Linked DNA regions of Mus musculus: regions 1 and 3 are each linked to region 2. The links are chromatin loops, found by intact Hi-C in ENCODE. Cell type or tissue: gastrocnemius. All regions are shown on one strand. Region 1 overlaps Maml3 (mastermind like transcriptional coactivator 3). Region 2 overlaps Maml3 (mastermind like transcriptional coactivator 3). Region 3 overlaps Maml3 (mastermind like transcriptional coactivator 3).

Region 1 (2,500 bases), 130 kb after region 2:
ATGTCATTCTTGACTATAAATAGGGGTTTGCATGCTGCTATCATTTTATACAATCTTTTAAATCCAGCTCGTAGGAGAGGAGAAATGTCTTAAGGGCAGGGGCCATGCCTTTTGCTTCCTCAGTGACGACTGCAGTGATGTGAACACAGCTGGGTGTGCAGTTAGGTGGCTCCTGGAGGAATGTTACTAGGTGATTCATATGTGAAGAAGAAATGGACCCGAGGGCTCTGAGGCGTTGTTAAGAATAAACACAAATGTGGAGAGAAATGAGTGTGCGGATAGTGGCCCCAGAAAGATCCAGAAGCAGGAAGTTACCATGTAAGTAAGAGGCACAGCTGAGTTGGAGCCTGTCAAGCAGAGGACAAGGGGCAGAGACAACAAATACCTTTAAAAAATGATAAGGCAAAGGAAAAGATTTTAAAGAGGAAACAGAAAAATCCTGTCAATGACTTGGATTTAGAGTGACTAACAGACAAAGGTCCTCTCTGGGTGTCACATTTAGCCATAGAACTATATTTTGTACTGTGAGGCATACAGTATTCAGCCTGATTATCAGCCTTGAGGCTGCTAAAGGGAAGGGAGAGAAATGCCCAGTACAGCCAGGTGGGGCACACATCTTTAATTCCAGAGGCAGAGGCAGAGGCAGGAGGATCTCTGAAATGGACGCTGGTGTGGTTTACAGAGTGAGTTCCATGACAAAAAGCAACCAGCCAACCAACCAACCAAAAAATCAGAGAGAGGGGAGGAAGGGAGGGAGGGAGGGAGGGAGGGAGGGAGAGAGAGAGAGAGAGAGAGAGAGAGAGAGAGAGAGAGAGAGATATGTCTTGTGTCTCATAGGCTTGGAATCAACGGTCCTCCTCAAGCCAAGAACGTCGTCTGTAACAGCACATTCTCACCACTGCCGGCTCAGCTCTCCCCTTCCTGAACCCTCCCTTACCAAGACCACTTTATGAAATGTCAAAAGCCACTCGCAGCAATTATGGTGTCCACAAATATGTTCACAGATTCTTGACATTCTCTTCTGAAGAGAGGGTCTAATCGTCCTTCCCTAGAGAGTAACTGGACTTCATTCTCTTGCAGCTAACGTATGGAATAATGAAGAAAGTGAAGGTCCGGGGCCGTGATAGGTTCTCATGATAGGCACTGAGGCCTCCACCCCGATCTACCCTCATTTATCCTCTTGAGAGAAGTCTGCGCCACGACTGGAGAGCAGCCAGGGTAGCAGCACACTGAGGCCACCTGAAGGCGCTATTAACAGAGCAGATACTCCAACCCCAGTGGAGCCAAGAGGTGAACTCAGCCTCAATGACTGAGTGCAACCTGAGAGGACCTTGGGATGTCCTGAGTGTAACTCAAGAGGTCAGGGCCAGGAACTGTCAGTCATTCTATTCCTGGACTCCTTTACCCTGGAAGCTGGTAAGTTTGCAATATAACTTGTTACACAGCCATTCATAAATAACATGAGAATTTTTCCAACATAGCTCTTTTATTTTTAGCTTTAATTTTAGATACTTTTAAAAAGTACTTTAAAGAAACACAAAACGAAACACCCTACTATTCAAAATGCTTTATAGACACAAGGACGTAACGATTCTAATACGACTATTATTATTTGTTTTCTAGATAAAAACCTCAAGTTTGGAGAGGATCTGTAACCTGCTTATAGTCTGGTCCAAGAGATGATGAAGTGTCAAGGTCTGGAGCAGGGGGTTTGTTCTGGCTTCCAAGTGGCTCCAGATTCCAGGCTATGTCACCTGCCTACCAAGGTAGGGTCTTCTCTCTCTCAGGCTAGGCCACACCAGGAGGTTCCCAAGTTATTAGAAGGGTGACAGGGAGGGAACCCCTCCTCCAAAACCAGCCTCTAGTGGTTTGGAGAAATTGTGTTTATTCACGAGTTTCTCTCACTAGACGGCCAATTTAACACTCTGCCAACTGGCCAATTATTCCCGTTCATGTAGAGCTAAGTGGATGCTCCTCCAGCTGCACACCTTTCCTGCTCAACATAATTAATGAAGCTCATCAGGACCCTGGAAAACAAGCCCAGCTCACCAGCCCCTCTCACTGATGTGTTAATAGGGGGTCAGGTGTTCCCGACCCCACTACTGGATGTTTATGCCGCCCTAAGGCTGCTCACAAATGCTATGTGTTGGTGACAGGGTGTGGGCAGCCAGGTTACTGGACACACTTGGGGTTGCGCAAGGATCTGAAGGGAGGCCAATGTCAGCTCAGGTAAATTAGGATGACGGGGGTGGGGTGGGGGGGCACACACTGGCTGGGTGGAGGGTGGTGGGGAACGATAGATCATTCCGGTTCAGGATGACAGTCTCTAAGGGGTTAACGTATTAGAGCTCTCGGACTGCCAACAAAACATTTTCACGTTGCTTCACCTCTGCCGCTGAACACTGCTTTCCTGATCACAGAGCAGATGTTTTTGTCGTGGTCCTACATCTCGCTGTCCATCACAGAGGCTGCCACCCACCGGAGGCTGCTGAGCCCTTGA
Region 2 (2,500 bases):
AGGAACTCAGCGACTCTATGGGACCATGATTGACACCCTCTGATGGCATAAAAGCATCTTCAGGTTATTACTGTTATTGCTGGAGTGATCTCTCTCTCTCCCTCTCTCTCTCCCTCTCTCTCTCCCTCTCTCTCTCTCTCAGAGAGACAGACACACACTCAGAGAGACACACATATACAGAGAAACAGACAGAAGACAGAAAGAGAGGGAGACAAAGGTTGATGTGGCCTGTCTCACTCTTTTGTTCTCTACATTATTCTTTGAGCTAGGTTTCTCACTGAGCCTGGAACTCATGGGTTTGGTAGACAGACTGAGCAGCAAGGGCCTCCTGTCTCTGCCCTGAGGATGGAACTTGGGTTCTCAGGCTTGCTTTGCAAGCATTTTATCCATTGAGCCATCTCCCCAGATCCTGATTGTGTAGTACATCTCCAGGGTAGAACAAGTGTTGTCCTTCTAGCTTGGCTCTATGGAAAAGAGACCAGGACTTTAAACTTGTTTTTGGGTCCCCTTAGATTTTCGATGAGCAGATAGATGATGTCTACTTAGACACCGAAGATAGCAAAAAGTTGCAGCCACAAGTTTTTCATCCACATATTGAAAATGTCTGAAACAAATTGCATCCAGACTTTTCTCTTGTCATTTTTCTCTAAACAATACAATACTAACGACTATTTAGATAGCATTTTTAAGGTATTACAAGTGGTTTAGAGATGATTCAAAGTAGATGGGAGGTTTGTGTAGGTCCTATGTATATCCCATGATAGCTCAGATAAAAGACATGAGCATCTTTGCTGTGTTGGGATGCTTGTTCTATACTCACGCCCCAGATTCTGAGGGATGGCTGTACTGAAAACATGCATGCTGGGCTAGAGAGTTAGCTTGTTCCTGACAGTGAGTACCACTTTTGCAGAGGATACACATTCAGTTCCTACACCCACACCAGGCTGCTTACAACCACTAGCAACTCCAGAGACATGATCTGGCGCCCTCTTCTGGTCACCACAGGCACCTGCACGCACATGACAGACTCGTGCATATATATGTGATTAAAAACAAAATCTTTAAAATAGGCACGCTGTTGGCTTTCTTGCTTTTAGCTACTCAATCACATAAGTTTTAAAAGCAACGTAGGAAAGTCGGAAAAAGAAAGAAGCAACACTTGTTTATAGCACTCCAAGATAACCATCATTCATTTTATAATTGCATTCACACACACCTCTCCTTTCCTTAGCACGCACAAACATATTTTCATGCTCTCGATCATGGTATATGTCTGACAGTACATCCTACCAAGTCTAACTCTGTAAGATGGGGACACGGAAAGTTCTACCTTTCCAAATGCTTAAATACAAGTTACAATTTACTGGCAGTTTTTTCTCTTAGTGGCTCATTCCTGGCAGCGTGCTTTGATCCTTGAGGACAGAGGTTTGTGTGCTTTACCCCTAGCATCCAGCATAGTTAGAAGCACAGTTGCAACAAGCTGCATGTTTGTGGAATTCAGCTGACTCCGCATGATGAATTCTAGCCTGAGTCAATCTGGAGTGTGGGGGAAGATGTCTGTACCAACAGACTGCTTCTCTGAGGGTCTGGTGGGGCCCCCTGTAATATTAAGGAAAGAGTTAAAGTAGGCGGGACTCTGTGAAGCTGTGAGAGAGCAACCAAGGGAAAGGTCAGGCTTCCAAGGACTTTCTTGGGCATAAAAATACAACAAAAAATACCAGTTTTTCTCATCGGTGCTTGGACCAAAGTCACAATCCCACCCTGCATTAGAAACACAACTTTGAGGGCTGTGCATTCCCTCTGCCTCTGATGTAAATTACAGACTTCCTCCCATCCTTTTGTTGCATTTAATTCCACCACCAAAGCAACGCTAAATTGGTTAAAAGTTCATTAGTGCGCAACAATAGTGGCTCGATTAAATAAATTATGGCACATCCATACCATGAATGTGAGGCAGTCAATGAAAATCATGCCTCCTTGGATGGGGTCTAATCACATGGAGGGAGCTCACTGTGTGCAGCTGACAGAGAAAAACCTAACATCTCTGCAACACGAGTCACAGGAAATATCATATAGCCATACACACACACACACACACACACACACACACCTATCTGACAGTATATAATATATAACATTAGAGACAGGGCTCACTGCGTAGGCCTGGCTGGCCTAGAACTCAATATGTAAACCAGCCTGGCTCTGAGCTGACAGAGATCTTCTTGCCTCTGCCTCCCGAGGGCAGGGATTAAAGATGAGCTTCACCATTCTCAGCTCCATCTTTTGTACTTTAATATTTTTATATTATAAATGCATGGCACTTTTAATTTTTAAGTTAAATTAATTAATTTGTTTACTGCCTGTATGTGTGTGGGGGTAGGGTGGGGAGGGGTATTTGTGAGGTAAAACATGCAAATGATGCCCAGAAAGTAATTTTCAGGAGTGAGTTCTCTCCTAGGACCACTCGGGTCCTGGGGACTAAATTCAAGTTGTTAGGGTT
Region 3 (2,500 bases), 83 kb after region 2:
TGCACTGTAGAAAAGAAAGAGCATCATTAGAGTCTAGTCTAATGAGGTGACATTAGCTAAGCCAAGAAAAAGTCACTGCATGTAAAATACAATTATCTGGAGAAGAACGTGTAAGTACCCTTGGATACAGAACACAAAAACCAATTTTGATGAAATGAGAATAAAATTCTAGGAAAGGCAGACTGGGGAGTTAGAGGCTGCGCTTATGCTAGAAAGAAAAATAGGTCCGTTCTGTAACACAGGGTTCCCTTAGTTTCTGTAGAAGGATGGCTCATAAATTCTGGAATAGATAAGGCAACATCCCGAGGTGTTCTGTGCTTGTTAAAGGAGAGTGTGTGTGTGTGTGTGTGTGTGTGTGTGTGTGTGTGTGTGTGTGTAGGCCAGAAAGCAACCTTGGATGTTCTTCACACACTGCCTACCTGATTTCTTGAGACTGGGTCTCTCACTGGCCTGGAGCTCATAAAGTAGGCTAGGCTGGCTCATCATTGAGTCCCAGGATAGCTCCTCTTTCCCAGCACAGGTCACCCCGGCTGGCTTTTTATGTGAATAGTGAGGACCAAATAGGTCACCATGCCTGAGCACCTTACTGACTGAACTACCACCCTGGCCCATGAAAATTCTTTTAAAGATGAATTACTTTTCTTAAGTCGGGTAGATATGGCCTGAGGCACGAAAATAGCCAACTTTTTAATTTGTTTTTGGACAGATTGTTATGTGCTGGCCCTTGTTTTAAAGTCCTCACGAAATCTAGATTTTTAAAGCTTTTTCGTTAGATTTTTTTTTAATCCTCAGAACAATTCTATAAGATATATAACGTATGTTTGAGAGGTCAAACTCCATTTCACAAAACAGAAAAGTAAGACATGGAGAAATGACATGTTTGGACTGTAGAGATGGCTCAGCAGTTAGGAGTGTTTCTTTTGGAGAATTCCCAGTTTGGGTTCCCAGCACCCACACTGGGCGGCTCACAATCATTGTATATCTACTTCCAGGGGAATCTAGTGCCCTCTTCTGGTTTCTGTGGGCACCTGCACATATGTGATGCATATAAATACATTCAGGCAGACATAATCATAAAACCAAAAAAAATCTTAAAAATAGGAATTAAGTTGTCAGCTGAAGATTATAAATAGCAAGCAATATCAGGTTGGGACTCAAATCTAAGGCTTCAGAATTCCAAGCACTTAGCATATCTATGTCTATAGAATTAAAAATTTAAAAATACACATCAACATGCAGAAGTCTAGGCAGGAAAAAAAGATCCTTCATCGTTGGGGTGGTTTTTTTTTGGGGGGGGGGACCTACTACTATATTGTATTTAGTTTTTGCTTTCTGTAGATTCCAGGTCAGGCTTCCCGAATTAACTGGGAAAAGTTAAAAGTTTTAGTTCAGTGCTGAAGTTTTCTCTGAAGATTCATTTCAGAAATCAGACCCGGGTTCCTCCCTTGTCTGCAAAATTTATCTTAGACCTCAGGAGGGAAAGGCAGCTTGAGCTGTAACACAGCCACAAAGAAGATGGCAGTGAACGGCAATAAATAACACTACTGACGTGTGGGCCCAGTGCATCAGGAAAAAAAAAAAAAGAAAAAGAAAAACCACTCCTGGCTTTGAATGGCAGAAACACCACATCTGTGCGTATTCACCCTGGATCTAATGCAAGTCTTTTAAGATCCCGGGCTCTGAGACAGAGAACCGTGAGTCAGTGGGGAGGGGAGAGAGCAGAGATAAAAATAGAGATGTTGATTACATTGTTTCTAATTCAGCCCAGCCCAACCGCTCCAGCCTGTGAGTCAACAGCAGCGGTTCAAAGACACAAAAAGGAGCGGGATGCTCTGTGCCACTGAGCAGAAGGGACGCGGTCACATCAGCACCTCTCCGACTAAACAGACCCATGACACTCAGGCTGTGTGGTGTGAGTTCAAAAATGAACAAGTCGGAAGTAGCGAGGGACAAAGTGGACGCAGATCGATGGACAGCAGAGCTCTGACCCTCTAGCGGAAAAAGCTGCCTTTTGTAAGAATCCTGGGCTGTGGGGGATGGGCGACAGAGCTTGTGCTTAGAGGCCAACTTCCACTCTTCAAACACTGTATTGTTTTCTCTGGGGCATAAGGCTTACTGCCATTCCAGACTGGTCTCCATGGCAGCAGGAGAGGAGGGAGAGGAGAGGAGGAACAGATGGGGGTCACAGAGGTCTTAATTCTCATGCAGGGGTCCTCCCTGCCAGCCCCTTTCTCCTTGAGGACCTGTGACATGTTGCACCTTCTCGGGGCCCAGGAAGCGGATGGTTTTGGTTCAGTTCAACTGGCTAGATCTTGGGAGCCTACTTTGTGCTGGTCTTTTGCCTCTTCTAATTGGCAGTAGTGTCTGTTGAAAATGGCCCGCCTCTGCTTGGTTTGGAAAGCTGAAAATGAGGAAAAGGCCAAGTTTCTGTTCCCCTAAGCTTTACCTTTTCCCAGACCGGGGCTATAAGCAGCCACAATGACAGGGGGACGCTCAACTG

Evidence for each region. A loop is a pair of places that touch in the nucleus more often than their neighbours do. Peaks named below come from ENCODE experiments on the same cell type or tissue, not always from the same donor. Only the 100,000 strongest peaks of a DNase experiment are listed, where the experiment ranks them.
Region 1: it touches region 2 in a loop (2.8-fold over the local background); 2 of 42 quality-filtered maps call a loop at or near these places.
Region 3: it touches region 2 in a loop (2.1-fold over the local background); 10 of 42 quality-filtered maps call a loop at or near these places.

What each region holds. Positions count from the first base shown.
Region 1 is chr3:51,839,341-51,841,840 of GRCm38, forward strand. All of the region lies in intron 2 of Maml3 (mastermind like transcriptional coactivator 3), which reads right to left. Among named protein-coding and RNA genes, the nearest start is that of Gm46803, 130 kb to the left of the region's middle. In gastrocnemius, a CTCF peak has its summit at 1,245 (motif pointing right); no DNase peak of the experiment used is centred here; H3K27ac peaks cover 503 bases.
Region 2 is chr3:51,704,433-51,706,932 of GRCm38, forward strand. All of the region lies in intron 2 of Maml3 (mastermind like transcriptional coactivator 3), which reads right to left. Among named protein-coding and RNA genes, the nearest start is that of Gm46803, 2.0 kb to the right of the region's middle. In gastrocnemius, a CTCF peak has its summit at 1,007 (motif pointing left); a DNase peak (open chromatin) is centred at 972.
Region 3 is chr3:51,787,144-51,789,643 of GRCm38, forward strand. The region is part of intron 2 of Maml3 (mastermind like transcriptional coactivator 3); the gene reads right to left. Among named protein-coding and RNA genes, the nearest start is that of Gm46803, 81 kb to the left of the region's middle. RefSeq lists an enhancer at 709-2,500. In gastrocnemius, a CTCF peak has its summit at 1,038 (motif pointing left); a DNase peak (open chromatin) is centred at 2,052; H3K4me3 peaks cover 1,059 bases; H3K27ac peaks cover 1,268 bases.